2 separate regions of the Homo sapiens genome follow, and region 2 is linked to region 1. The links are chromatin loops, found by intact Hi-C in ENCODE. Cell type or tissue: sigmoid colon. All regions are shown on one strand. Links, peaks and the distances in the headings refer to the core of each region. The heading gives the core; the rest is flanking DNA. Region 1 has its middle 290 kb from the start of SORL1-AS1. Region 2 has its middle 220 kb from the start of SORL1-AS1.

Evidence for each region. Hi-C counts contacts between places; a loop is a spot of excess contacts. Peaks named below come from ENCODE experiments on the same cell type or tissue, not always from the same donor. Only the 100,000 strongest peaks of a DNase experiment are listed, where the experiment ranks them.
Region 2: it touches region 1 in a loop (3-fold over the local background); 5 of 110 quality-filtered maps call a loop at or near these places.

Annotation. Positions count from the first base shown.
Region 1 is chr11:121,734,485-121,750,494 of GRCh38, forward strand. No RefSeq gene overlaps it. Among named protein-coding and RNA genes, the nearest start is that of SORL1-AS1, 290 kb to the left of the region's middle. In sigmoid colon, for the core only: no CTCF peak of the experiment used is centred there; DNase peaks (open chromatin) are centred at 7,017 and 7,707; H3K4me3 peaks cover 651 bases; H3K27ac peaks cover 587 bases.
Region 2 is chr11:121,666,023-121,682,032 of GRCh38, forward strand. No RefSeq gene overlaps it. Among named protein-coding and RNA genes, the nearest start is that of SORL1-AS1, 220 kb to the left of the region's middle. RefSeq lists an enhancer at 6,432-6,932. In sigmoid colon, for the core only: no CTCF peak of the experiment used is centred there; DNase peaks (open chromatin) are centred at 6,681 and 7,299; H3K4me3 peaks cover 577 bases.

The sequences.
Region 1 (16,010 bases), core at 3,741-11,740:
ACCCCATCCACTGAATTTTTATTTTAAAACATTTATATTTGTTTGTTTCTTAAAATAAATAAATTTTTAATGTGGTAAAAGACACATGACATAAAATTGACCATCTTAAGCATTTTTAACTGTATAGTTCAGTGGTATTAGGTACATTCATATTTTTGTGCAACTGTCACCAGCACCCATCTCTAGCACTCTTTTCATCTTGCAAAACTAAAACTCCATACCCATTGGGCAATAATTACTCATTCTCCCCTCCACTAACCCCTGCAAACCGTTATTCTATTTTCTGTCTCAATGAATTTAGCTGCTCTAGGGACTTTATATAAATGGAATCCTACAGTATTTGTCTTTTTTTTGGGTGTGTGACTAGCTTATTTTTCTTAGGATAATATCCTCAAGGTTTATCCCTGTTGTAGCTTATGTCAGATTTTCTTTCCTTTTTTTTTTTTTTTTTACATAGTCTCGCTCTGTCACCAGGTTGGAGTGCAGTGGTGTGATCTCGACTCACCGCAACCTCCGCTTCCCAGGTTCATGTGATTCTCCTGCCTCAGCCTCCTGAGTAGCTGGGACTACAGGCATGTGCCACCATGCCCAGCTAATTTTTGTATTTTTAGTAGAGATGGGGTTTCACCAGGTTGGCCAGGATGGTCTTGATCTCTTGACTTTGTGTTCCACCTGCCTTGGCCTCCCAAAGTGCTGGGATTACAGGCGTGAGCCACCATGCCAGGCCCAGATTGTCCTTCCTTTTTAAGACAGAATAATATTCTGTTATATGTATATACCATATTTTGTTTATTCATTCATCCATTGATGGACACTTGGGTTGCTTCACTGTTTTAGCTATTGTGAATCATGTTGCTATGAACATGGATGTACAAATCTCTTCAAGACCCTGCTTTCAATTTTTTTGGGTATATATACTCAGAAGTGGAATAGCTAAATTATATAGCAATTTTGTTTTTAATATTTCAGGAATATCTATACTGTTTTCCATAATGGCTGTACCAATTTACATTCCCACCCACAGTGTACAGTGGTTCCCTTTTATCCACATTCTCTCCAACACTTATTTTCTATTTTTTCAATAGTAGCCATCCTAATGGGTATGAGGTAGTATCTGTGGTTATTTTGATTTGTATTTTCCTGATGATTAGTGATGTTGAGCATCATTTCATGTGCTTACTGGCCATTTGTATATCTTTGGAGAAATGTCTATTCAAGTTCTTTTCTCATTTTTTTAAATTATTATTATACTTTAAGTTTTAGGGTACATGTGCACAACGTGCAGGTTTGTTACATATGTATACATGTGCCATGTTGGTGTGCTGCACCCATTAACTCGTCATTTAGCATTAGGTATATCTCCTAATGCTATCCCTCCCCCCTCCCCCCACCCCACAACAGTACCCGGTGTGTGATGTTCCCCTTCCTGTGTCCATGTGTTCTCATTGTTCAATTCCCACCTATAAGTGAGAACATGCGAACATTTCTCATTTTTAAATTGCTTTTTTGTTGTGGTTTTTGAGTTTTAGGAATTCTCTGTATATTGTGGATACTGATCCCTTATATGATTTCCAAATTCCTCCCATTCTGTGTGTTGCCTTTTTATTGTTAGTAGTGTTCATTGATGCACAAGTTTTTAATTTTTATGAAATACAATGTCTTTTTTTATTATCTGTGTCATTGGTGTCATACCCAAGAAGCCATTATCAAATAGAATGTTGCAAAGCTTTTGTCCTAGGTTCTCTCCTAAGAGTTTTATAGTTTTAGTTCATTCATTTTTAGTTAATTTTTGTATATGGTGTTAGGTAAGGGTCCAACTTTATTCTCTTGCATGCTTACATTCATTTGTTGAAAAGACTGTCCTTTCCTCATTGAAAGGCGTTAGCACCCCTGTTGAAAATAATTTGACCCAATATATGAGGGTTTATTTCTGGGCTCCAAATTCTGTTTCATTGGTCTATACATCTGTCTTTATGCTAGTACCACACTATTTTATTACGGTAGTTTGTCTTGAGTTTTGAAATCTGAATGTTTGAGTCTTCCAATTTTGTTCTTTTTTAAGATTGTTTTAGCTATTTGGGGTCACTTGAGATTCCACATGAATTTTAGGATGGGCTTTTCTGCTTCTGCAAACATGTTGTTGGGCTTTTGATAAGGGTTACATTTAATTTGTTGATCACTTTGGGTAATATTGACAACTTAAATAACATTATGTCTTCCAAACCATGAACATGGGATATCTTTCCACTTATTTGTGTCTTTTAAAATTTCTTTCAGCAATGTTTTACAGTTTCCATTGTATAAGTCTTTCACCTCCTTGGTTAAGGTAATCCTTAAACACTTTATTCTTTTGGTGCTTTTGTAAATGGAATTATTTTCTTAATTTTCCTTTTAGATTGTTCATTGTTAGTCTGTAAAAATGCACAGTCTTTTTTTGTGTTGGTTTGGTATCCTGCTACTTTGCTGAATTTGTTTTTTAGTTCTAACCTTTTTTTTGTGGAATCTTTAGTATTTTCTATACATAAGATCATATTATTCACAAATAAAGGTAATTTTACATATTTTCCAATTTGGATGGCTTTATTTTTCTTGCCTAATTGCTCTAGCTAGAACTTCCAGTACTTTATTGAATAGGATTGGCAAAAGTGTGTATCTTTGTCTTGTTCCTAATCTTAGAGGAAAAGCTTTCAGTTTTGTTTTCCGTTGATCATGATGTTTGCTGTTAATTTTTCATTTATATTATAGCTTTTATTATGTTGAGGAAGTTTTCTGCTGTTCCTAGTTTGATTCTTACCATGAAGAGGTGTTGAATTTCATCAGATGCTATTCTGCATTAATTGAGACGGTCATGTGGTATTTGCTCCACTTGTTTTTTTCTTCATTCTGTTAATGTGAATTACACTGATCAACTTTTATATGTTGAGTCTTGCATTCCAGGAAGAAATCATGATGTATACTGTTTTTAACATGCTGCTAAACTCAGTTGGCTAGTATTTTGTTGAATAGTTTTGCACCAATTTTCATTAGGCATAGTGATCTATAGTTTTTTTTGTTTGTTTGTTTTTCGTAGTATCTTTATCTGGCTCTGGCATCAAGGCAGTGCTAGCCTGATGTAACGAGTTAGGAAATATTCTCTCCTTTTAAATTATTTGGAAAACTTGGAGAAGGATTGATGTTAGCTCTTTAAATGTTTGGTAGCATTCACTACTAAAGTAGTCAGGTCTAGGGCTTTTTGTTGTTGGGAGTTCTTTGATTACCAGTGGAATCTCCTTACTAGTTATGTCTGTTCAGTATTTCTATTTCTCTAGGATTTAGTCTTGGTAGGTTTTGTGTTTCTAGAAATTTGTCCATTTTATTTCGATTATCCAATTTGCTGGCATACAACTATTTTTATAGTATTGGTAGTAATGTCCTCACTTTAATTTCTGATTTCAGTAATTTGAGTCTTTTTTTTTTTTTGAAATGGAGTCTCCCTCTGTTGCCCAGGCTGAAGAGCAGTGGCATGATCTTGGCTCACCGCGACCTCAGCCTCCCAGATTCAAGCAATTCTCCTGCCTCAGCCTCCCAGGTAGCTGGGACTACAGGTACGTGCCACCATGCCTGGCCAATTTTTTTGTATTTTTAGTAGAGACAGGGTTTCACTATGTTGGCCAGGCTGGTCTTGAATTCCTGACCTCGTGATCCACCTGCCTTGGCCTCCCAAAGTGCTGGGATTACAAGCATGAGCCACTGCGCCCGGCCCAGTCTTCCTTTTTCTTAAGTCAATATAGCTACACAGGCATGGTGGCTCACACCTGTAATCCCAACACTTAGGAAGGCAGAGGCAGGAGGATAGCTTGAGCCCAGGAGTTTGAGACCTACCTGGGCAATATAGCGAGACCCCATACTCCACAAAACAGAAAAAAAAGACAAAAAGAAAGAGATAAAGTCAATATAGCTAAAAATTGGTCAATTTTGTTTATCTTTTTAAGAGACCAACTTTTGGTTTTGTTGATTTTCTCTATTGTTTTTCTCTTTCTTATTTATTTATTTCTGCTCTAATCTTTGTTATTTTATTCCTTTGATGGCTTTGAGTTTAATTTTCTTTTCTTGTTCTGGTTCCTTACCTTGTAAAGTTAGGTTGTTGATTTGAGATGTTTCTTCCTTTTTAATATAAGTGTTAATGGTTATAGGTAACTCCCTTAGGACTGCTTTCACTGTGTTTTTAAGCTTTGATATGTTGTGTTGTGTTGTGTTTTCATTTTCATTTGTCCCAAGATATTTTTTAATTTCCCTTGTGATTTATTTGATCCACTGGTTGTTTAAGACTATGTTGTGTAATTTCCACAAATGTGTCCATTTTTCAATTTTTGGTCTATTATTGATTTCTGGCTTCATCCTATTGTGGTTGGAGAAGATACTTTGTAAGATAACTGTCTTTTAAAATCTACTGACACTTAACTTTGGACCTAACATATGCCCCATTCTGGAGAATGCAATGTGCACTTGAGAGGAAGGTATGTGCTGTCATTGGTGGTCAGGGTATTCTGTATATGTTTGTTAGATTTGGTTGGTTGATTTTATTGCTTAAGTCTTCTGTTTCCTTACTTATCTTCTGTCTGGTTGTTATATCCATTACTGAGAACAGATTATTAAAGCCTCCAACTATCATTGTACTATTACTCTCTTCGATTCTGTCAATTTTTAGTTCATATATTTTGATGGTGTGTTATTATATGTGAAAATGCTTATAATTGTTGTATCTTCTTGATGCATTGAATCTTTTATTAATATATGACATTCTTGTTTTTCTCCTGTAATTTAAAAAAAAATTTTAATTCTATTTTGTCTGGCATTAATAGCCACTCTTCTCTTTTTGTTACTATTTGCATAGAATATCTTCTTCTGTTCTTTCACTTTCAACCTATTTGTTTCTGGATTTAAAGTGAATATCTAGTAGGTAGCATAGTTGAATCATATTTGTTTTCTTTTTAATCTGTGGATTTTTTATTTGTTTGCTTTTTTTTTTGTTTGTTTGTTTGTGTTTGAGACAAGATCTCACTCTGTTGCTCAGGCTGGCGTCCAGTGATACAATCACAGCTCCCTGCAACCTCTGCCTCCTGGGCTCAAGTGATCCTCCCACCTCAGACTACCAAGCAGTTCTGACTACAAGCACAGACCACCTCACATGGCTAATTTATAAATATTTTGTAGAGATAGGGTTTTATCATGTTGCCCAGGCTGGTAATCTTTGTTTTTTTAGTTGAAGATATTAATCCATTTATATTTAAGTTTTAATTTTAATTAATTTATTTTCAGTCCTAAAATTTCCATTTAGTTATTTAGTTATTTTATACATCTTCTATTTCTCTGCTGAGGCTTTAAAAAAATGTGCTTTAAGTGTGTTTGTTACCAGGTGTGGTAGCTCATGCCTGTAATCCCAGCACTTTTGGAGGCTGAGGCGAGCAAATCACGAGGTCAGGAGATCGAGACCATCCTGGCTAACACGGTGAAACCCTGTCTCTACTAAAAATACAAAAAAAATTAGCTGGGTGTGGTGGTGCGTGCCTGTAGTCCCAGCTACTCAGGAGGCTGAGACAGGAAAATTGCTTGAACACAGAAGGCGGAGGTTGCAGTGAGCCAAGGTTGCACCACTGCACTCCAGCCTGGGAGACAGAGTGACATTCCATCTCAAAAAAAAAAAAAAAAGGTGTGTTTGTTATTGTTTTTTGAAGCATTTTTCTCATTTCTTTTTAAAAACCTTTGTCATATAATTCTAAGTCTAGGCTTCCCATTGGCCTTTGCTGGCATGAGTGGGATGGGGTCACAGTAGGTTCTGTGCCTTTTGGTGGGAGTAGAGTGGTTATTATCTAAAAAAGCTTTCTATCTTCCTAGGCCACTCCTTTCTTGGTCCTTTGGATAGGGAGGCTATTTTTAATCTGTGCCCATTGGTATTTCTGGTTGCTGGCTGCTTCAGCTCTACATATGGGATATATGAAGAAAAAGAGAATGCAAGAAACTTGACATTGTGCTGTTTTGGGGAGCCCTGAGGTCCCCAGGTGGTCTACCATTTTCTCTCCATCTGTGTTTGTTTTACATATATTCTGTCCAGTGCTTTTAGTTATACTTAGCAGGAAGAATATGGAAAGTTATGCCCTCTTCATCTTCCTGGAAGCAGAATTATATCCATATATTACATTTATAATAAGAAAAACATACATATTTTAAGGAAACAAAACAAAATGACTTAAATTACAGCTAGAGTCATTTGAGTAAATCAAGACGTGCTTGTCTGATTCAATACAGAGATAATAAAATTGGTGGCCATGGTAGTGAGTAATGATTAAAAATAATAGCCACTTGTTATTGAGCACATGCTATGTGGTTTTTACATATTCTCCATTTGTATTATTCCTTACAGAAAACCTGGGAGGCCAGCATTGTTCACATTTAACAGTGAAGTAAACTGAGAAACAAACAGAAAATTTCCCAATATTATACTACTAATGAGTGAAACAGCAGGGGCTCAAATCCTAGCCTGTCTTAAACCAAAACCCATGCTATTAATCCCTGTGTTTCACTGCCTCTGTAGACTGTCTTTTAGAAGATGGAAGACTGGAGGTACTTAGGTGACATCCTGTGGAGAACAGGAAATGTTTGATGTGACAGCAGTCTCCATTATCTCTGGTTTTGTAGAAAGCACTTAGGGCCTCCTTGAAGGGAACTATTTTTTGCCTACATTACCAAAGGCATTTCTACGGAACTTTTCATTTTATATGATTCCTTAAAACAACCTTGAGATGTAGGTGGAAGCCAGACTCACTGTGAAACAGATGGGGAATCTGTAGCCCAGCAAGGTCAAGTGACTTGTCTAAGACCATATGGCATTTAGTGCTGGAAGGAGACCTGGAAAGCAGGAGCTGGTACGCTTTCCACCAGCTCCCAGGGCTGCGTTCAGCTTGGGCTGTGTACCGTCACTTGGTTCTTACCAAGCAGAGTTCTTTCTAGTTTAGACAGGGCCTGCTGCAGTTAAATCAGGGCCTCTCCTCCAGCAGCCTCCTGGCTTGCACCAATTTGCAGACTGTATCTGATGGAAACCTTATGTGGAACAAAAAAACAAACCTGAAAAGCCAGGCCCATCTCAGTATCTCCATCCGCTGGATAAACATCTCCAAGACAGACGCACAGAGAGGTCAGACTCCCTTTGCCAAGTTTTTAACCTAAAGTTTGGAAGCAGCTTGCATTTTCCATAGAGCAGTAAACTATTTTCATTCCTTTTACAATGAATGACTCCTTATGGGGTGATAATTTACTTTTAACCTCTTTCAGGACCTGATGATTTTGCCTTCTTGCCTGAAAAGAGTTGTGGGTTAAAAGAAAAGTCCCATTTCTTGAAGTTTTCTTCTTTCCTATCTTTCCTTTTCCCCCTTTTGAAAGCCTGCTATGTTTGTTTCAGAGCTTTGGGAGTCTTTGGAGCCTTGCCTCTTTATTTGGAGAGAACTTGGCTCCTTCGTGTTGCCCCCATTCCTCTGCTGAATCTAATCTGACTGTTCTATTTATAATTCTTGAACAAGATGAATCTAGTCTTTGTGTTTCTTTCTGAGCAACAGCGTCCCCTCCCTAGGACTTGAGCCAGTTAACCTCTGTAAGAATCTCTTTAATTTCTCTGCAAATTGCCAGAAAGCCGGCAGCTGAAACCCTATCAGGTCCTGGATCATATCAGACCTGCTTTAAACTGGCACCCTCCTCCATCCTCCAATCTCCTGGGAGCTGATTTAGGAACAGGGCCGTGCAGAGAAATTCCCAGCAGCACTTTGGTGACGCCAGCGCAGTCTGGGAAGTCTGACAGGGAGGGGCCCACTTTCTGGAGGACGGGGAGGCTCTGAGATAGAAACCGTGCCCACTTCGAAGCATGTGTTGGTTCCTCCCAGATCCCTCAAGGTTTATGTATACATTATGTGCTATTTATCCTTAAACCTAGACTCATCATATTATTTTTCCTGGAGACCATCTAGCCGAAACCTCCTGTTTTATAGAGAAAAAATATGGAAACTAAAAGAGTCATACAGCTAGTTTGTCTAAGAGTTAATACTGTAATATAGGTTTCCTACCTTATCCATACCTTCATGAGCTTGTGAAGGCATTATTTTGATTCCGTGGACATGAAACCACTCCAATTAAGTGCATTCTTTTTATATGTTCCCTTTCTTCTACTTCCTTTCTTTATTCCCTGTCTCCCATTCTCCATTGTTACCGAGTTCTCTCTCCTACACCCAGTACAGCTCTCTCTTTTTTGAGGGGTCTCACCAGCCTCACTGGGATGTTAACAACTAAGGTTTGAGAAAGAGATGAGTCTCAGCAGCCCAGGTCTAGAGTGGACAGATCAGTGAGTCCATGGAAACATCTAGAGCTATGAAGGAACTTTCTGAGGTCACACCGCAAGTTAGTGACCAGACCAGGATTAGAGCATGAGATTCTCTTTTTTTCTGTCTGCTGAGTTCTACTCTACTCAAAAGTTCTGCTGCCTCTGTGTGGTTCCCAATTCTGATCTGGGTCTGGCATGTCCATTTAGACAATCTTTTTTTGGTCAGGGTTCTCTCTGACCAACCTGACTTTTAACCTCACATTCATTTGTAATAGAAGAAAGTTAAATCATACCCTTAAATTCAACCACGTTTTAACCTCATTTGCCATGAGTGTCCCGTTAAGACTAAATAACAAAGGGCCAAAATATTTACTTTGAGCTCCATAACATAATTGGTCTTCTTTCCTGTCATGATAAGCTAAGGTGGCCTTACAAGTTTTCAAGGATCAGGAATCAGTGTGCCCCACTGAACACATATAAAAGTATATTTACCCTTTAATTTAAAGCTATTGAGACCCATTTGAATATAACACAAATGCTACTTTAAACCAAGCCCCAGCCAGCCACTAATCTGCTTTGGGTCTGTGGTTTTGCCTTTTCTAAAAGTGTCATATAAATGGTGGGATACAGTATGTTGTCTCTTGCGTCTGGTTTCTTTCATTTAGAATAGTGTTTTAGAGGCTCATCCAGGATATTAAATAAAACATTAGTTTCTTTTTATTGCTGAATGCTATTTCATTTTATGGCTGTACCATTATTTGTTTATCCACTCACCAGTTGACCATTTGGATTGTTTCCAGCTTTAAATTATTACAAATACTGTTGTTATGAACACTTGTGTACACATTTTTGGTTTGATATATATTTTGATGTTCCTTGGGTGGATATATAGAGTGAAATTGCTGAGTTGTATGTTAATTCCATGGTTAACTTTTTAAGAAACTGCCAAACATTTTTCAAAATGGTTGTACCATTTTTATCTCTACCAGGAGTGTATGTATTTTTAAAAGAATGACCACATAATTTGAATAGGCAATTCACTGAAATGGATACGAGTGGCTAATAAAAACATGAAAAGATGCCCAACATCATTAGTAGTCAATAAGAAAATGCAAATAAAATCCACAATGTGATAGCACAAAATACTCAGTAAAATTGCTATAATAAAAAAGATGAACAATACTAAGTGTTGGTGAGGATGAGAAATAACTGTTTCCCTAAGATATTTAGTCACTGATGTGTCTACTCAAGTCTTTAAGTTTTATCCTAGATTCCTGTGTCTACATAGCTTAATGGTCAGTCAATGGTTTGGGTAGAGACTGTGCTTGATTTGGGAAGGCTTTATTCTGTGATGATTGATCTGTGTGTGAGTTGGGAAACCATTTAGGCTTGCAAACAGTTCTGAAGTCTCCCTTGGCTTTTATCTCCAGACTGTCTTGGGTGTCCCTGGCACAAGTCTGTTTCCCAGTCTCAAAAGTATGTGTAAATAGAGTTTATTTTGGCCTTTCTATGGCTTTCTTGTTTCCAAGATCTCCCAATTAAATTTATGGCTGATCAACTATTGCAAATGAAGTTGCAATTTTAAATTAGCAAGCTACTGTGGGTTTTTTCTCCCCATTTATTGCTTATATAATTAACTATTTTTATCTGGAAAAGCCCTGGATTTTTGTTCCTCAAAACACCCCTCCAACCACTATGGTGGCTTGAGCTGGCTTCCTCTGGCAGCAAGACTTCTGGATTTTCAGCTTAGCCTAGCACCGGCAAAACCACAGTTCTCACCAACCAAACTGGGGCAAGGGATGAGGGCAGCTTCAAGCAAGAAGAGTAGAGACTCCTGCTGTTCTTATCCGAAGCTCTAGTCACGTCACAGGAATAAATGCTTCTCAACTAGTTGTCAATCTTTGATTGATTTCCAGAACCTTCACATGGTTGATTTTAACAATTTTGTCCAGTGTTATATTTATTTTTAATAAATAACTGACCCCCCCCCCCACATTTTTTTACAACCAAAAGTCCCTCCAGTTTTGTATTTTGGCATACAGAATACTTTAATTTTAATATAGGTAAATTAATTAATCTTTTCTTTTATGGTGCTATGGTTTGAATGTTTCTGTTCCCTCCAAAATTCATGTTAAAACTTAATCCCCAATGTAACATTATTGTGAGGTGTGGCCTTTGTGAGGAGACTGAGTCATGTGGGCTCCATCTTCATGAATAGGATTAGGTGCTTTTATAACAGGCCTTGACAAAGGAGTTTGCCCCTTTTGCCCTTCCGCTTTCTGCCACATGAGGACACAGTGTTCCTCCCTTTCAGAGGACACAGCATTCATGGTACCCTCTTGGAAGCAGAGAGCAGCCCTCAGCAGACAACTGAACCTGCCAGCACCTTGATCTTGGACTTTCCAGCCTGCAGTACTGTAAGAAATAAATTTGTGTGTTTTACAAACTCCCCAGTTTGTGATATTTTGTTATAGCAGCACAAAAGGATGAAGACAGAAATTGGTACCAGAGAAGTAGGATGTTACTATTACAAATACCTAAAACTGTGGAAACAGCTTTATAACTGGGTAATGGGTAGAGGCTGGAAGAGTCTTGAAGTAAACATGGAGTATTGCCATGAACAGAACATTAGGATGATTCTGGTGAAGGCTCAGAAGAGGAGGGTAGCTGTAAGGTAAGCCTCATTCTTCTCAGAGGTTACTCAAGTGGTCATGATCAGAATGCTGGTAGAACTATGCGCAGTAAAGCCCATTCTAATAAGGTCTTAAAAATGAAGAAAAGGCATTGGAAACTGGAAGAAAGGTCATCTTTGCTACAAAGCGGCAAAGAACTTGGCTGAATTACGTCCATGTTCTGGGACTTTGCAGAAAGCAGAACTGAAGAGTGATTAACCAGGATATTTGTGGAAGAAATCTCCAAGTGGCAAAGTGTTCAGAAAGCCACATGGTCTCTCTTAACTGCTTATAGTAAAATGCAAAAAGAGAGAAATGGTTTAAAGATGAGATTTATAATCAAAAGGGAAGCAGAATTGAAAGATTCAGAGAATTCATAACCTGTTCGTGTAAAGAATAAAAAGCATGTTTAGGAGAGAAAACCAAGGTTGTGACCAAATGACCTTTTGATAAGGAGATGAGTATGAATAGAAGGAAGCCAGGTGCTATTCATCCAGACAATAAGAGAATGACCTTAAAGGCATTTCAGAGATCTTTGAGGATGCCACATCTATCACATGCTCTGAGTGCCAGGGCTTTGAGGGCAAAGTGGTTTTCAGGGAGGGGCTCAGGGTGCTCAAAACCCACTGCCCAGGGTCACTCTAAGTCTCTACTCCTCGTATTCTAGCACCATGCACTCCTCAGTCACTCCAAATATGGCTTAGGTGGGCACAAATGCAGCTGGGATCATCGCTCTAGAAGGCGCTATAAACCTTGGTGGTGTCCATATGATACAAACTCTGCAAGCTCACCAAGTGCAAGAACTGTGGAGACATGACAACCTACAGCTAGACTTTTAAAGGATGTTTCAGACAGCCTTAGAGCCCAGGTTTTCTACAGGGACAGGCCCACCACTGATAGCCACCAACTTGAGCAATGCCTAATGGAGTTGTGGGAGCAGGACCACTCTGAGACCTCAATCTTGTAGAGCCACCAGCATGCAGTGCCAGCCTGGGAGAGCCACAAGCCCCTGACTCCAACCCCTGAGAGCTTCTGTGTGAGCTGCCTCCTGCAAAGCTGTGGGGGTAGGGCTGCCTGGGCCTTGGGGGCTCACCCCCTACCCCAGTATGTCTTGAAGGCGGGACATGGAGTTAAAGGAGATTATACTCAAGCCTTAAGATTTAATGTTGTTCACCTTGTTGGGTTTTGGAATTACTTGGGAACTGTTACTCCTTTCTTTTTTCCTATTTCTTCCTTTTGGAATGGGGACATATATCGTATACCTGTCTCACCATTGTATTTTGAAAGAATGTAACTTGTTTGATTTCACAGGCTCACAGTTAGAGGGAAATTTGCCTGAAGATAAATTGTATCTTGACTGTGACCCGTATGATGTTTAGAAGAGATTTTGAACTTAGGCTTTAGTGCTGATGTGGAATGAGTTAAGACTTTTTGCAGCTATTGGGATGAAATGAATGTATTTTCTGTGTGAGTAGAACATGAATTTTGGGGGGCTAGGGGTGGAATGCTATGGTTTGAATGCTTTCTTCCCCTCCAAAATGCATGTTAAAACTTAATTTCCACTGGACACAGTGGTATGTGCCTATAATCCCAACTACTCAGGAGGCTGAGGTGGGAGGATCACTTGAGGCCAGTAATTTGAGACCCACCTGGGCAATATGGTGAGACCCTGATATGGTTTGGCTGTGTCCCCACCCAAATCTCATCTTGTATTTTAGCTCCCACAATTCCTATGTGTTGTTGGAGGGACCTAGTGGGAGGTAATTGAATCATGGCGGTCGGTCTTTCCCATGCTGTTCTCATGATAGTAAATAAGTGTCATGAGATCTGATGGTTTTATAAAGAGGAGTTTTCCCGCACAAGCTCTCTCTTGCCTGCCACGATGTAAGACATGCCTTTTGCCTTCTGCCTGATTGTAGGCCTCCCCAGCCACGTGAAACTGTGAGTCCACTTAACCTCTTTTCTTTATAAATTACCCAGTCTCAGGTATGTCTTTATCAGCAGCGTAAAAATGCACTAATACAGATCCCATCTTAAAAAATAAAGAAACAACCAACACTTAATTCCCAGTGCAATAGTATTGGGAGATGTGGCCTTTGGGAGACTTGACTGAGGCATGAGAGCTGCACCCTCATGAATGGGATTCGGTGCCCCTATCAATGGGCTTGACATAGGGAGTTTGCCCCTTTTGGCCTCCCCCCTTCTGTTGTATGAGGACACAGTATTTCTTATATTCATGTGTACATGAATTCATGTACACAGCATTCACTTGTACTCAAGAGGACACAGTATTCAAGTTGCCATCTTGAAAGCAGAGACTGGGCTCTCAGATGCTGCCTTGATCTTGGACCTCTCAGCCTCCAGCACTGTGAGAATAAATGTATGTTCTTTACAAACAAACTAAGACAAAGATTTTATGCCTGGAGTCTTTTAGAAATTCTTCCCCATCTCAGAGTCATAAGTATATTCTTCTATAAGTACTTCCAAAAAGTTTGTTTATACTCATACCTCTTTGCAAATGGGTTTTAATGGATGTGAAATTAGGTAGAAATCCTTTTTTAAAAATTCTCATATGTATAAAAGTTATCCTAGCATCACTTATTGAATAGCCCATCCTTTCTCTACTTATTGGCAATGTTTCCTGTATTATATATGAAGGTTCTTCATATACACAGATCTGTTTTTCAGCTCTACAGCTTGTTGTTTTTTTGATTTGTCCATCCCTTTTGCAATCCCACAGTGTTGTCAGTCCTGAAGTCTTTTAAAGCAAGTCTTTTCCAAGACATTTTTTTTAGTTTTCCTTGGCTGTTCGCTCCTTTATACAATTGTAGAAACTGGCTTCTCAAGTTCCATGAAAAATTCAGTTAAAGTTTTGATTGAAATTTCTTTGATTTATTTAGATTAATTTGGGGAGAATGTACATATTTAAGATATTGAGTGTTCTTATCCATAAACTTGATACCTCTTTCCATTTGTTTAGATCTGTTTAATAATTTCAATTATATTTTATTATTTTCTCCTTAAAGATTTTGTACATTTTCTATGAGATTATTTGGTACTTTATATTGGGTATTGTAAGTACTATTTTTCAAATTACATCTTAACATTTTTGTTTAAATTATAAGGGAATGCAGTTCATTTTTGTGTATTTGTTCTACATCCAACAATCTTATTGAATGCTCTTATTAATTCTATTTTTCTGTAGATTATTTTATTTTATTGTTCACATAGAAAATCATATTCACTGCAAGCACTAACAGTTTTGTTTTTCTTTTCAACCTTCACACCTGCTATTTCTTTGACTTGTTCTAACTGTCATGCATAGGACCTCTATTGGTCTATATGGTCAGAAGTGTCAGTAGCAGAAATTTCTTTATCTTTTTTATAAGGCTTTTAACATTTGATCATTAAAAATTATGTCTGAGGGAAGTTTTTGGTAGAAGTACAAAGTTTCCTTCCATTTTTAGGCTGCTAAGTTTTTTCTTTTTAAATCACAAATGGGTGTTGAATTTTATCAATTTTCAATTTTTTTCCTGTGTTCATGAATCTATGGGTATTATCATATAGCTTTTTTCTTTAATCTGTTAATGTAATGAATTATATTAATCAAATTTCTAATGTTAAGCAATATATGAATTCCTAGTATAAACCCAACGTGATCATAATGTCTTTTTTTCTCATTGCTTGACTTGATTTTCTATTAATAATATTTTATTTAGCACGGCTTTATCTATGCTTAACAGCGAGTTTGGACTATAATTTTTTCCATACTATTGCCTGTTTCAACTTTCTCTCTTTCATTAAACAAACAAACAAAAAAAAACAACAACAAAAAGAGGGAAGAGAGAGAGAGACAGTCTCTCTATGTTGCCTAGGCTGGTCTCAAACTTCTGGGCTCAAATGATCCTTCTGCCTCAGCCTCTCAAGTAGCTAAGACTACAGGTATGAGCCATCATGCCAGACTCAACTTTCAATATAGTGATGTAAGTTTTGTTGGTTATTGAATGTGTTATCCTCTTCAAGATCTCTATTAGGATGCAATTGGTGAAAATGAGGCATAGGCAGAAGACAGTAAAAAGGAAAAGTGGAAGGAACTGAGTGAATATTCAGATTTAGGAAGCAAAAACTTGAAGATGAGTGCTATCACAAACTAAGTGGGGAAAGTGAGGATCAAGAGCTGTTTAAGTAAATATGGCTGGTAAAGAAAAAGTTAAGTTCTATTTAGATATGTGTTTGAGTTGCTGAGATAGCTAGTGGAAGTGTCCAGTAGACAGTTAGGATTTTGATTTAGAAATTAAGTAGTTGTGGCCAGAAATACTTCCACGGGAACCATCTGCTCACAATCAAAACTGTGTAGGTAGATGAGGTAATCATTGGAGATTAGTACATAGGAAAGAGAGTAGAGAATGAAGCCTTGGAAGGTGACCAGAATGAGAGAATGAAGGAGGATGGGAAAGCGAAGTTGTAAAGGAAAAGAGAGACAAAAACAAAGGTTACATTTTTCTGAGCTGGGACTCGAAATAAAAAGTGATAGCAGACAGGGTGTGGTACCACCTCATTTGGTTCACACATGGGAGAAAAGGAGAGCATTGCATTTCTCAAGAGATTTTAGGAGGAAACACTCTGAAAAACACTGCCCTTCAAGGCCCAGAAATATACATCCTATCCCCGGATCATAAACTGTCATATAGATCTATTGTCCATTGGCTTCAAGTTTATTTGCCTTTCTAGTTATTAATCCAATCTCATTAAAAATCAGTTTAAGTGTGACCCTTGAATTTAGACCAAATAAGTAATCAAACATAGGCTGTCTAATTTTCACCCCAAGTATCTATAGGTTAAGACATTTTAACCTTATCCTTTATACAATGGGTAGTATAGTCTATGTTGTATGTTGTCTCTTTTAAAAAAAAATTTTATGAGATGGGGACTCACTATGTTTTTCAGGCTAGTCTTGAACTCCTTGGCTCAAGGGATACTCCTGCCTCAGCCTC
Region 2 (16,010 bases), core at 3,236-11,235, 69 kb before region 1:
AAACTCCAGTCAGTAGAGAAACTCCAAAATTTACCCTTCTTCTGAATTGAGTTGCTTTTATTCTATAGATATTTTAATCTTTCCCTCTGTGTCAACTTTGATGACCCTGACAGTGAAGGTGAGCATGATACCGAGATTTCTGAGTGTCGTCTTCTCATCAGGTGCTCAGATAAGAGCTCCTATGCTAGGTCCTTTGGACAACAGAGAAAACCAATGAAGGGTGTGCATTCTAGGTAAATAGTCAAAATAAGATGCTTGAAGGTGGATTGGATTATATAAACTATCTCATATGCCCCAGATGCTTGTGACAGCCACCAACAGGTAAGTGCATGTGAGCATTCTAGGGGACAGGGGATTTTATTTAAAAGCCCAAAGGAAAATGTTCATGTCTTTTTATTTCCAAGAACTTCCCATTGTATCTTATTTAATCTTTACTAGAATAATCCTACAGGGAAAGGAAGGAGAGTGGAATAGCTTGCTCCTCCTCACCTTTTACCTTTTTATAGATGGCAACTGAGATGTAGAAGGAATGAGCTATCCATTAGGTAGATCTGGGACTTGAACCTGGGTCTTCAGATTCCCACCACAGGGAGAAGTTCTTTGAGGGTGGGAGGCATCATATGTATTACCTGGCTCATCCATCTTGGATGAAGATGGTAGAAAGCTGCACTGTGAACAGGGCTTCAACTCGATATCCACCCATCTGGTGGATATCAGAATCTCCAGAGTGGGCAAAGGAGGAAAAAAAAAATCTAGTGTTTTTCAGAAAAATATATTCATTATACATTCCTGCTTAGAAAATGAATGTTTATAATATAAACTATCTAGCAAAATTCTAGCAAAATCTTGACTAATATGGTATGGGTAAAAAAAAATACTGAAAACCAGTTTGATCTTTTTTGTCCTCTATGTCCACCAAAGAGTTGTCGTCTCTGGAGCTGGAACAGCTACCTCACTGCATGGCCATCATCCCACTATACCCTGATAGAGTGTGGAGCCAGAAGTAGCTCCAGAGGAATCAGCTATCATCAGAGCCTTTACTACCAATTTGTAGTCTCAGTTGGAGTTGACTTCTGGTGAACTGGTGGACTGAGGCTGACCCATTAATCAACAGGTCTTACTAAGCACATGTCCAGTACTATGCTAGGTGCTTTGGACAACAGAGAAAACCCACGAAGGGTGTGCATTCTAGGTAAGGAGTCAAAACAAAATGCTTAAAGTTGGACTGAACTACCTAAACGATTAGACAGGTTCATAAAAAAGAGTAATTCTGGGCCAAGCATGGTGGCTCATGCCATGCACTTTGATAGGCCGAGGCGGGCAGATTGACTGAGATCAGGAGTTTGAGACCAGTCTGGCCAACACGATGAAAACCCGTCTCTACTAAAAATGCAAAAAAATTAGCCGGATGTGGTGGCGTGCACCTGTAATCTCAGCTACTCAGGAGGCTGAGACAGGGGAATTGTTTGAACCAGGGAGGTGGAGGTTGCAGTGAGCTGAGATTGTGCCACTGCACTCCAGCCTGGGTGACAGAGCAAGACTCCATCTCAAAAAAAAAAAAAAAAAAGGTAGTTCTGTATATGATGTATTTGGCATTTGAATATTAAATACTTGCTATGTGCTAAATTTCCTATATCAGGTGTCGAAAATGTAGGGTGTCAAAATAGGCAGGATAAGCTAAGCTGTGCTGAAGTAACAGCAGTCCCCAGATTTTAAAGCTTTAACACAACAAAGGGTTAATTTTGCTCAGATAATACATCCAACAAGGGTGTAAGGAATTGTCTGCTCCACATAGTCACTCAGGGACCCATACAGATGGGAGCTCCCCATATTGTGGCTGAACTTTAATATAGCATACATGAAATATTTGATGAACACTAACAGTTTCTGTGACACGTGGGAGTGGATATAAAGATAGATATAGTCCCTACCCTCAATTCCTGTTCAAAACTATGACACAAAACAGATGGTGCTAAGCACCATCAGAGAGATACAGATAAAGTGCTGAGTTAGTTGAGAGACTGGACAGATTGGTGGGACTGAATCCAGGACAGGATTTTGGAGAACATGGCATTACAGCCTGAAGGATTGGTAGGTTTTGATAGAGTCTTTGAACAAAGGCATGCTGGTAGAAAAGCAACATAGAACAGCAAATAGTTTGCTTGAGGGCAGGATCTGAGATGAGGAGGAAGGATATGAAGGACAATGATAACTGAGTGCCAAGTATGTGCTAGGCCCGGTTTTAAGTGCTTCACGTATAGTAACTCATTTAGTCATCTCAATAGTCCTTTGTCGAAACTGGGGCCCAAAGATTTTAAGTATTATTTAAGTTAATTTGCCCAAGTCCAGAGTAGTACTATAAGGCAGAGCTAAGCTTGTCCCTGAGGCCATCTGACTCCAGAGTGGGTGCTGTTACAGGTAAGGTCCAGATTCCAGAGGGCAATGAACACCAGCCTAAGGCACCCGAACATTTACTCTGAAGGCAGGGTGCACCATGGAAGGCTTCAAAGGAGGAGAGTGACATGATCAGATTCGTAATTAAATCATAAATGGCCCAGGTCCCTAAAGTGTGAAGACATGGGAGAAGAGGAGAAGGGGACTTGAGCTGGATTCTGAGTGATGGGGATGCTATGATCATATCAGAGAGAAATAAAGGACTTTCCAGGCAAGGGACAAGCCCGCTGAGGAGGTAGAAGAAATACATGTGGATTGGAGCAAGATAGTGAGATTTGTTTGACTACGTTGGGCGTAGGTTTCATAGAATGGGGACAGGTAGGGCAAAGCAACGTGGTAAGGGATTTTAAAGTCACACTAAGGAGTTCGGTTTGATTGAGTCAGAGGGAAAGAGACATGGACCACTTTGAAGACACAGCCAAGAAATGTGTTAAGAGGTGTCTCCTTGCCCTTCACTGTCCCCAGCCTGAGCCTAGTCACGGCCCCAACACACCTGGCATTTCAAAGCCTGGGGCATTTTCAAAGCAAACCCGAAAGGCTCATTGCCATTCTTTCAAAAGATCGCCTCTTTTCTACAAGCAATAAAATAATTAAAGTCAGGTTGTTGTATTTTCTTTTTTTAAATTTTTACAAAGGCCATTACAAAGGTGTGAAATATTAGACACTTACGCATCTGTGAATAAGATTGTAGGCTAAAGCGTGTGAGTTCCCGTCTCAGCTAATGAACCAGAATATGGTTTTAATTTTTGAACTGCAAAAATGTTCTGCCTTTTTTTGTCGTCCCTGCAGAAGACTTCATATTTTAATAATTCAGTGCAGCCTAATTACTTTAATTAATCACCTTCTTTTCAAAGATGTCAGTGGGCTTCGTTATTTTCTTGTTACGGTGCATACTATTGGGAGTTTTAGGGAATTTAAAAAATATATATGTAATAACCAAGGTTAACTCTTTCATGAACTTGGAAATGTGTATGCTTTTCCTTAGAGTTCTCTGTCATTCACAAATGGTGGACGAGGTTATGCCCATAAACTGCTTTCTCCTCCGTCCCTTTCACTCCCCATGACTGGTTAACAAAATCATCTCTAGTCATGCTATGCCTTAAAAACTGTTGTCTGGAGACAAAAGTAAAATGCTATTTAGAGCAAGTCAATATTTTTGCATCTTTCTGAGTCATGATGAATATACTGGGAATGACAATAGCTTTTATTGTACAATCAATATAATTTGCTTCCCTTGCAGGAAAACATAATTAGCTTATAGGTCACGCAGTGGCAATGAAAATGTGCTCATTTCTAAAGTCTGTTCGTGGGTGGAGGGTCCTTTCTGATCCAAGTGGGAGGTGTTCCTTTCTCCTTTCTGGTTCCTGACCCAGGTTGATCGGGTGTCACTAAGCAGCTCTCTTAACTTGTGGGGCCCTTGTTAATTTCTTGCACCCAGGAATGACAACGCTTTTATGCAGTTAATAATACATAAGTTGGATATTTGGAGGCTTCAAGTTAGAGCCTGGCTTTGAATACAATCCCTTTTGCTTAAATGACAGAGCTCTAGTATTGCTTCTTCAACTGGTCTGATAGTCTTTTTTGTCTTTTTTTTTTTTTTTTTTTTTCCATGAAAGGGAGAGCTCAGATCTTATGATTTTCACACATTTTCCTCAGTAAATATAGAAAGGTTCCTAATTAATAAATAACTCATTAATACATTGAGATATAGGGAAAGAGACGCCTTGCCACCTTCCTTCTTCTTTCCGGGGACCTGTTTGTCCCCCTTGGTGGCTGCTCAGCTCCCCACTCCCCAGTGGAGGCTGCCTGCAACCTCATTCCTGTACAGTTTACCCTCCCTGGCACCAGGCTCTGAAGGCTCTGCTTAGTTTGGGTGAGACAGCTTTGTTAAGCAGTCTGAGTTAAAAACAAATGAAAAAGCTGCAGAGAGACCTCCCATTTGGGGCTCAGGGTGAATGCTTTTATTTTAAAATGCTGACTGTCTGAAATCAGATTTCTTCAACCCGGACTTTGGCTTTGAACTGAGGCACACAAGCTACCTGTCACCTGAAGAGTGCAATTAAGCTCTGTACTTGGAGCTATGTTTTCTATCAATGCTGAGGGGTGGACATGAACAGTGCGTGGGATTCGTTTGGCTGAAAGAACAAGACAGGCCTATTAAAAACAATTCCCTTTTTGTTTCATTTCTTCCCGTTTTCTGCCCACACCCCACCCTCCTTTTTCCCAAATCGCCAACAACCTGAGAAGTCACAGAAATCAGCAAGAAATAAATCAATAATCAGATCAATTCCTGGATGATCATCATAAATCAATAATCAGATCAATTCCTGGATGCTATGGATTCAATAAAGGCTTGTGAATGAAAACCTTCCTAGTCCTTGTGAGTCTCCTAAAATGTTTCTATTGCAATCAGAGATGTTAATTGGTTGAAACTGCCTGTGGTCTTAGGAAGTGCTCCGATTACAAAAAGAAATCCTTTTATGTTGCTGGACTCCAGCCACAAAATCTCTGATGTTAGGAATCTGGCAGAGGTTGAGCCCCCTCCAGGGTGTAAATAAACTGGCCAGGTCTATAACCCAATAGAAGTCAATTTATTATGTGTGTGTGTTTCAAGTCACTCAGCCCAAACCCTGCCCATGTATTAAAGAAAAGATGTGGGTTACAGCCGGAGCCCAGACAATGGAATATAGCAACGGAGGCCCCGCAATGATTGTCAAGTCTACACAGTCAATGGAGGAGATGAGGGGGACCTGTGGAGATCGATATTTCTCTTCCTGCCCAGATTTGCAAGGCTCTGCCTAGAATCAAGCAGCTAAGCATGACTGGCACACAGAACTGCTTACTTTGCTAGCTGGGAGGCTGAAACGCAAACGGCTTAAGTGGGGGAACGTTTTATAGCCTCCGTCTGGAAGTCCCAGTGACATTCTCTGCTGCACTGATAACACATGAGCCCACATGCTTGTTATCAGAACTAGAGGTTTCGCTGGGCCACATCTTGCCCTGACTCAGTGAAATGCTTAGGGCAGCGTATTGGGAGGCGGCTCAGAAGCGTTGGGCAGGGAACACGTTGGGCCCCTCGTTTCCACACACAGAGCAGTTTCACTTACATTGTAAAAGGTTGTTTGGGGTTCACCTAATCTCGAGGCTGGAGGAAGCATCCCAGTGCCCCTCCACCCTCATCCCTGCCTCCAGCTCTAGTATACTTGTATTCCCCAAACGGTGTGTGGCAGCATGGCGAGGGTGTGAAATGTACCCGGCCTCGTTTGCATACCTCTCCAGACTGCCAGTAACAGTGAGCTATTAGTGAAACCCAGGACAGTCTGAACAAAGCTGCCTCTTAATTGCTCATTCTCAGCCTTGGTCCATCGAGCACCACTACCCACCTACACCTTAAAAAAATAGACCAACGAAACCTCCCATAAATTTACAATACCCCACTTTAACATAGAAAACGCAATAATAGTCCAGCCGGGAGAGTCTTTTTTTTTTTCCTTTTGGTGGCTTTTTTCCCCCCTCCATCCCCTTCATTCCCATTGGTTTCTGCCAAGTCCCAAAGAACCAATGGGATCCCTCTTCTTCATTCATGTCCTAGCAACAAGCTCTGTTCCAATCTTTCTCTGCCAAACTAACACCTGAAAAATTACATCATGAATAATGGCAAAAGCAGCAAGGGCCAGAGAAGGGCTTTTTTTTTTTTTCATCTGTCTGCTTCAGAGTTCATTTAAGGTGTTTTAGTCTAGATTCTTAAAGTGACAATGTCTTAGATTTTTGCTGATCTTTTTCAACACATTGGTTAACATAAGCAATATAAAATGAACAGTAATTGAATGCAGCAAAAGGCCTTTAGGTGAAGTGAGGGAAACACATTTTGTTAAGGGTGTTCCCTATATGTTCCTTTCAACAGTCTTCATTTAGGGAAGCCCCTGAAGTGGAGAAGTAGATTGTTCATATGGTATAGTCTTTGAGAAAGGACTAAAATACTGCAAACCACACAAGCCGCCCACCCACTCTCCCATACAAAAATGCACCCCTTCCTGGTGGCTTCTCTCACTCAAGTTAACTATACCCAAGGCCCTTTCTATTCCTACTTTGGAATAAAGAATCCATTCTGTTAAGGGGGTCCTGGAGCCAAGGAAGGAATTGCCTTGTGAATTTGCAAAAGGTGTGGGGTTGTTGGGGTAAAGAGCCACAGGGTGGGGGTGCCGGGAGCACGTGTGTGTCTGTGCACGTGCAGGGCTGCTAATGCAGACAGGCAGCTGGGGAAATGCAAGAACAACGAGATCCAGATGACCAGGGAGGGAGGGGGTTGGTAGAGAAATCAGAAAGGGGAGCTAAGGTGATAAGGAGTGGGTGCGGGGGAGGGAAGGAGGCCAGGAGAGGAAAACAACTGCACAGGCAGACTTGTTCTGTCCAAACGGGCAAAGTTTCTAATGCAAATGTCCACTTCTAGGCATTTCTCAAGACCCAGATGCTGATTTGACACTTCCGGCTTCCCCACCCCACCCAGTCTAGTGCAGACAGGGAGCAGAAACTCAGACACAAAGAACTGCAGCCTGTGCAGGCAGCAAGCGGGAGAAGGGTGGGTGCTCAGCACCTGCCAGGCATCCACGGGCACTGTGCATTGCCTGCCCAGCACCCTGGCCCCTCAGTGCTAGGCACCGGCACCTATGCACACTGGCTTCCTGGTTTCCTTGTAAGCATGTGTGAAGTGCTGGCGGCATGAGCTGGGAAAGGGCCCCTGAGGCCTTCTCGGGTGCCTGGGACACAGAAAATAGATCTATTTGGTGTCTGGCCCTGACCGGAGTTTGCAGCTTGCTTCAGCCATGCCTTGGCAGTAGAGTGGTTAGAGGTGCTGGCAGACAGTCACAGTCAGCCTGAGTTCTTGTGAAACTTCATGACTATATAAGGCCTGGGAAGGAAAGAGAATGATGCCAACCTAAGGGATGGGATAGTGAAAGAATGGGGAGAGTGCAGGGAAGGCCACTTTTGGTGCAGAGCTAGAGATATTCCCCTTTATCCACCCACAGCAGGTTGCAGTGACAGTGAATTTTCCTGCAGAAATTGTGCCATCAATTGCGTGATAAAGGAGGAATCCCGAAGTGGGTAGGTGGACGGGGTGCTGCACCAGGTTCCTGCAGGAGTAGATGCTCTTTCTCTGGTGACTTGCTTGACAGTGGCCTCCCCTTCTGGTCAGAGTCAGCTGGCTTCAACGTGGGCCAGGAAGAAGACCCTGAAGTCCGAAGTCTCAAATATCTTTGATGAGTATCACATCCCATGGTACAGAAGACTTAGGTCACCTAGCCTGAGGGGCAGTTTTGGAGAAAGAGATGGCCAGGTAGGCTAGGCCAGTGAAAAGGCAAGAGGAGCAAGGAGTACTGGCTCAGAAGTCAGGAGTCTTGTATTCATCCTGGCTCTGGCAGAGAGATCTTAGATGAGTGTGATCCCTTTTCCTACGCAATGCCACTGTTGTGATGACATGAGATCATTCTCATAAAGAGCTTAGAGTAGTGCCAGGGTATACAGTAAGCACTCAATCATGTTAGACATTGCCATCACTACCCTCCCACTCACCTTCTGCATGGTTCTGGAACCTTGAGTTAGAAGGGATGCCATCCCCAGCTGCACCCTCTTGGTTTTTGCAGTATAACATTTTTCTGTTTTTCTTCCCACTTCCTGGGCACTCCTTCTCATTGTTCTTTGTGGACCCTGCTCTTTCTGGCCTGGCACTTAAGGACTGGTTCTCCTCTGGGCTCTGTTACAGGATCTACTCTTCTCTCCTTACAGCTCTGTTTCTGTGACCTCATCCTCCCAAAGGTTTTGCTCTATTCTGATGGGTGCCATCTCCATACTTCCAGCCTGGATGTCCCAAACTTCAGGACACCATGTGGAGTAATCTGGACTTTTTCCTATCAGCATCCTCTAGGTACGTGAGGTTGAATATGTTCCTCATCTTTGCCTCAAAATCCCCTGAGTGCCTCTTTACCTTCATATAGAATGGAGATGCTTCCATTCAGTGTTGCCCAAGGAAGAGAGCTGGCTGTTATCCTTGACACCTCCTTGTCTCTCATCCTCCAAATCTAATCCCTCACTAACTGTCCTTTTTACCTCCTAGCTATTTTTCAAATGCATCCACTTCCTCCCTCTCCACTGCCATCGGCCTAGCAGAAGTTGCCAATTCTCTCACCCAGACTGTTTGGTTAATACTCTTGCTCCTGCGTAGGACCCCTGGCTGGCTTTTCATGGTTCTCAGGACATGGCTTGGATATGACTTCCTGCCTTTTGCACTTCATCTTGCTTTGTTGTTCTTAGAGTTCCAACCACACTGATCTTCCTATACTTCCTTCAAAATGCTTCCCTCTCCCACACAGGGACTTTGCAAATGCAAAATGCATCCCCTCCCCCAATTGGATGAAGTCATACCTACTCATCCTTAAGCGTCTAACTGGATGGTCATTTTCTCAAGGAGGCTTCCCCTGCTCTCCTGGGCTAGGCCAGGTCCCTTTGTATGTGGTCCCATAGAATTGTTCAGCTTCTTTCACCTTGAAATCATACATTCTACTTGTTCAATTAATGTCTGCTTCCCCTATAAGACGGTAATACCATGAGAATAGAAACCTCATTCTTTTCTTCATCATTATTGTCTTAAATATCTACCACAACATGGATGCTTAAAGAACATTTGTTGGATAAACAAATAAAAGAAACTCTCACAACTAAGTGCCACCAGTAAATCTAATAAGTAGGATTTCTTGCCATATGAAAACGTGGAACAGGGCAAGGTCAAGAACAAAGCCCCGTACTTTTAATCCATTTTATAGAATCTTTTTTTGATTATTGAAAGTCAATATTATTGAGGTATAATTTACATAAAAATCACATAGATTAAAATGAACCCATTTAAAGTGCACATTTTGATGAGTTTTGACCAACACATGCACCCCTGCAAGCATCGCCACAGTCAAGACGGAACATTTCTGCCATCTACCATGTCGCGTTGTGTGCATTTTTCACCCCTTCCTGGATCCAGGCAACCACAGCTCTGTCTTCTGTCTCTATTGATTAGTACAGTATTGCCTGTTCTAGAGTTTCACATAAGTGGAATCATACATTATGTACTATTTGTATCCAGCCATTTTTACTCAGCATAATGTTTGTGAGACTCGCTCATGAGGTAGCATATATAAGTAATTTGTTCTTTTTATTTCTAAAGAATACTCCACTGTGTAAATTTGTCACAATGTGTTTATGCACTCCCCTCTCGATGGACATTTGGGTTATGTCCAGTTTTTGGCTATCGTGATTAACTCAGTCTCAAATATTCCTGTATGAGTCCTTGTGAGTCTGTGTGTCCTTGTGTATGAGTCCATTCATTTCACTTCCCTTGAGTAAATGCCTAAGCGAGGAATTTTTACGTCATAAGGTAAGTGTATGCTTAACTGTATAAGCAACTGCCAGTTTTCCAAAGTAGTTGTCAGATTTTACCCTCCTGTCAGCAGTGTATGAGAGTGCACCTTGCATTGCCTGTCTAGCACCCTGAACCCTGAGTCCTAGGCACCAATACGTATGCACTCTGGCTTCCTGGTTTCTTTGTAAGCAGGTGCAAAGTGCTGGCGGCATGAGCTGGGAAAGGGCCCTTGAAGCCTTCTCCCATGCCTTGCTGGAGATGCAGTAAACAGATCTATTCGGTGTCTAGCCCTCACCTGGAGTTTGCAGCTCATCTCTGCCATGCCTTGGCTGAGAGTCCCAGTTGTTCTACATACTTGCCAACATTTGGTATTGTGTGCGGTGATAATTTATTGGGCAATTAATTTTTATTTCCATGATTACTAATGAGGTTGAGCTTCTCTCTCTTCTCTCCCTATGTGTGTGTGTGTATATATATATATATATATATAATGTCATTGTTGTTTTGTTTTGTTTTTCTTTCCACCTGATTTGTAGCTTTTCTTTTTATTTTCTTAATAGTATTAAAGATCAGAACAGCCATATTTAATTTTGATGGAGCTTAATTGATTATTTTTTCTTATATGATTAATGCTTTACTTGCCTTTATTATGGAATCATTGCCTACCCTGAGATTGATAACATTTTCTACTGTTTCTTTCTTGAAGTTTTGTAGTTGTAACTTTTAAGTTGAATTTAGTGACGGACTTTGAGCTACTTTTTTGTATGTGATGTGAAATAAAAGCCAAGATTTAAGTTTTTCTTCACAAACATCTGGTTATTCTAACACAGTTTTTTGAAAAGACTGCTTTTTCCCCCATTGAATTACCTTGGCAGTTCAACTGTTTGAATGAACTGACCAAAGGGTTGAAAAATCAACTGACCAGATATGAGTGTGGGTCTGTTTCTGGACCCTATATACTCTCCATTGATTTGTATGCCTGACCTCACACCAATGTGTGAGCACAAACCTCACTGGTTAGTGTCATTTCCTAGTAAATATAAAATCAGACAGCATAAATTCTCCAACTTTGTTCTTTATACAAAATTATATTATACATTATGGATTTTTTATTTCCCTATAAATATTAGAACCAGCTGTCAAATTCTACAAAAAAAAACTTTTATAATTTTGCTCAAAATTATATGGATCCTGGCTGGGTGCAGTGGCTCATGCCTGTAATCCCAGCACTTTGGGAGGCCAAGGCAGGTGGATCACCCAAGGTCAGAAGTTTGAGACCAGCCTGGCCAACAGGGTGAAACCCCATCTCTACTAAAAATACAAAAATTAGCCAGGCGTGGTGGTGCACACCTGTAATCTCAGCTGCTCGGGAGGCTGAGGCAGGAGAATCACTTGAGCCCTTGAGCCCAGGAGGAGGAAGTTGCAGTGAGCCGAGATTGTGCCATTGCACTTCAGCCTGGACAATAGAGTGAAGCTCCATCTCAAAATAAATAAATAAATAAATAAATAAATAATTATACGGATCCTATAGATCAATTTGGGAGAGTGATAACATTTAGTCTTTCAATCCATGAACATGGCATATCTTGGCTTTCTTCTCCAATTTCTCTCAACAATGTTTTTGCTTTGCCATTGTCAGTGTGCAGGTCTTGAAAAGATTTTTATACTTATCCCTTATTATATCATGTTTTTGAATGCTATGGCAAATTATATTGCTTTTAAATATTATTTTTTATTTTGTGTATAGAAATATAACTGACTCTTTCCTAACATCCTCTGACCTAGCATCCTCTATTGTGTGTTGACCTAGCATCCTCTGATATTCCAAATTTACTTAGTTTCAACGACTTCTTAGGTTCCTTAGAATTTTCTCCGTACGTGATATTGCCTCTAAATAATAGCAGTTTCACGCCTTTCTTTCCAACAACTATCTTTTTATATCTTTTTCTTTTCTCATTTCGCTGGCTGGAACCTCCAGTACAAAGTTGACTAAAAGTAGTGAGAGCTTATATTTTTGCCTTGTTACAAACCTTAGGGGGAAAGAGTTTAGTGTTCAGCATTAAGTATGATGTTAACTGTAGGTTTTCATAGACATCCTTTACCAGGTTGAAGAAAGTTTGCTTCTAGTCTCAGTTTACTGAGAGTTTTTATCATGAATGAATGTTGAATTTTGTCAAGTGCTTTTTCTGCATCTATAGAGATGATCATGTAATTTTCTCCTTTATTTTGTGGCAAAATTTTATGGCAAATTTCAGTGGCTGATTTTCAAATGTTAAATCAGTATTACATTCTTGGTATAAATCCTGTTTGGTTATGATGCATTATGATTTTTATACATTGCTGAATTTAATTAGCGAATATTTTGCTAACACTTTTGTGTTTATATTTATGAAGGATATTAGTTTGAATTTTTTTCTTGTAATTTTATTATTTGGTTTGGGTATCACATTATTACTGTCCTATAAAATGAGTTGGCAAATGTTTCCCCTTTTTTGTTTTCTAAAAAATATTCTGTGAAAAAAGTATTATTTTTTCCTTGTAAGTTTCAACTAACTGACTACGGAAACCATCTGAGGTGGGAGTTTGCTTTTTGGGAAAGTTTTACATTTTTGAAAAGAATGTCTTTAATTAAATTCACTTAAATATATTTTATATTCATACACTTACCATTTTGATGCTCTTCATTTCTTTGTGTAGATCGCAGTTTCCATTTGATGTCATTTTCCTTCAGCCTAAACTTCTTTAATATTTTTGTATGCAGATAGGCTGATGACAGATTCTTTTAGCTTTTGTTTTAAAAAAATGTCTTTATTTTGCCTCCATTTTTGAGACAGATTTTCAATGGATATAGAATTCTGGATTGACCATTTTCTTTCAGCACTTTAAAAGTGTCATTCAATTTCCTTCAGGCTTACTTTTTTTTTTTGGAAAGTCTGCAGTCAGTATTATTTTGCTTCTTTGTATATATTTTTTCTCTAAGTGCTTTTGCAATTTTCTCTTTATCTTTGATTTATACAGTTTCACTCTGGTGTGTCCAATTATTTTTATTCTACATGCTCTTTGTCGAGTGTCTTGGATCTCTGGATTTATAATTTTCATCAAATTTGGTAAATTTGTAACCATTATTTATTTAAATAATATTTTATGTTTGTCCTTCTAGGACTCAAATTACACACATGCTAGACTGCTTCCTCTTGTCTTGAAAGTCACTGATGTTATGTTCATTTTTTTTCTAATTCTTTTTTTCTTTCCTCTGCTTCAATTTGGATAATTTCTATTGCCTTGCCTAAAAGAACTTCAGGCAAGTTCTTAAAACAGAACTGGTCTTTTTTACTGCAATGTCTAGTCTGCTTTAGGTAAGTCTATTTAGTAAATTTTTTATTTCAGATATAATATTTTTCAGCTCTGGAAGTTCCATTTTGATTTTTTTTCATATTTTTAATTTATACTTTTATATTCTCTCTTAAATCATTAAACTTGTTTATATTAGCCATTTAAAAGTTGTTGTCTGCTACTTTCATAATTTCTATCTGTTCTGTCACTGTTCTTATTGCCTGTTTTTTTTTTTTTTTAAACTGACTATGGGTTCCATATCTAACCATTTCTGGTGTAGGGTGTCCATTGGGTGTTGTACATTGTGAAAGCTACATTGTTGAGTGTCTTGGATTTTGTTGTTTTCCTTTAAAGACCGGTGAATTTTGTTTTGGCAGACTATTAAGTTACTTGTGGATCACACTGACTGTGTTGAGATTTGTGTAAAAATTTTTAAAACTTGGGTCTAGAATAGTCTTTACCCTCACGGTAGTTTTATCTTATTACTGCTAAGGTGTGGTTCTTCTGTAGTCTCTGCTAAATGCCCTGAGGTTCTATGAACTCTCTTCATGCTGGCTGGCTGGAGCTTAACTATCTTCCAGCCCATGTGAGCTCTGGAAATTGTTTAGTTTACCACTCCCCAATATTTGTTGTTTTCCTGGCCTCATAGAGCTTCTGTCTGAAAATATGCAGCTTAATACTTAATAAAAGACTCAATGCAAATTTCTGGAGCTCTTTTCCTGTGTAGAATTCCTGCTCTGTTGTATTCTATTTCATAAATTCCAGCTGCCCCTGCCTGCTCAAACTCTGATTTCTGCCTCCTCAATTCAGCAAGAATGCTGTGCTTTGCTTGGGCTCCTTTCCTGTCTGCTGTGGCCTTGAAAATGCTTCCAGACAGAATGCCCATCCTCTTCTATAGCTCATCTAGTTTGCATCTCTTTTCTCAGAGATCGCAGTCCAGCATTGCCTATTTTCTAATGTTTGAAAATAATTGTTTTTTTTTGTCCAGTTTTTAAGTTATTTACTATAGGAGGGCAAACCTGGTACCAGTTACTCCATCATGGCCATTGATACAGGTTTAATCAGCTTACATAACAGAATTTTCATTTTGTCTGTATTTCTTTAAAGAAATCACCAGAAGAGTACAAAACCAACAAAAAATATATATGACCTCTGTATGATCACATTAATTCACTTGTCTGATAAGCCTTTTCAAACAGAAATAAGATTAGTGGATTTGACTTATTCATAATGAACCCATGCTGGCCTATAGGGATCACATCTCTTTCTCTTCGTAAGTCAGACATTTAATGACGTTTTAAGGATTTTTCCAGAGAATGTAATGTTTACCATTAAGCAGGTTTTGGAATATGCTTTTTAGAAATATGAAAATATTTATCTGTTTTTGGTCTTTGGCATAATATTTATAAATAACATTTATTTGCTTATGAAGTGCTTACTGTGTGCCTGGAAGCAGGCTACATGTTTTATATACCTTATCTTTTTGAGTCATCATAATACTGTGAGTTTTGAATCATTACAATAATATGAGTTCTTCTATTATCCTCACTTAATAGTTGAAGAAATTGAGAATTCGAGATATAAAATAACATGCTTCAGGCCACATAACCAGAAAGAGATGGAGCTGAAATTTGAATCAAAGAAGTTTGATTAGAAAATACCAGTTGAACCACTGGGCTATCCTTAACATCACCTGTCTTGAGCTTCGTGATTTCTCAGAATTTTCTTTTAACCAAAAAACTGAACTCTTTTTTTGTTTCTAAATATCATTTGAAGTACCCAAGGAATGCCGAATATGAACAAATATGGGGTCCTTCAGCGTCCTTTTTTTTTTTTTTTTTTTTTTTTTGAGACGGAGTCTCACTCTGTTGCCCGGTGTGGAGTGCAGTGACGCAATCCCGGCTCACTGCAACCTCCACCTCCCAGGTTCAAGCAATTCTCCAGCCTCAGCCTCCGAGTAGCTGGGATTACAAATGTGCACCACCACGTCTGGCTAGTTTTTTGTAGTTTTAGTAGAGATGGGGTTTCACCATGTTGGCCAGGCTGATCTGTTCAGTGTACATTGAGTATGTTTTACTGATTCATTTAATCTCTTTCTATTCTTAGGGCATTCCAGGCAAATGGAATAATATGAAAAACAGCAAAAGAAGCATGAAGCTGCAGAACTTATTAGTTCAAATGCAATATGGGGATGTTTTGTAGCAACATCACATGGATGTTGAGAGGGTTGAAAGGAAGGAAACACATTTTACTACATAAGGGACTAGTAATGAGAATGTATGTTTAAAGTTCATAGATATATTTGGTACAACCATGACTACAACACCTGAATAAATTTAATTAATGCTTTTCCTGTGAAGAACATATAGTACTTGAGTATATCATAAAATACTATTGTTAGTGGTTTCAGGAGGGAGAATCATTCACCAAACAAGACAGACAAGAAAATCATGAGGATAAGAGCTGGACAAGTGTGATGTGTTGTTGGTAGAGGACACCCAAAGGAGGGAGAGATCAGACTCACTTGTTTATTTAAAGATGAGTAAGAATTTGCCTGACAGATGGGAATCATGACAGCTGGAGAGAGGATGTTCTAGGCAAATGGAACAATATGTATAACAACATAGAGGCATGAAACAGACCACATTCTCTTTGATCAGTAATGTAACATATATATGAATGTGTACATTCAAATAAGTTTAAAATCTTAGTGCTCTCCTCCAAAGAGTTTATAACATAATTGAATAGATAATGTGCAAGTATGGGAAGAAAATGTTAATACTATGTGATAATGGTCTGATAAGTATCTGTTGAATAA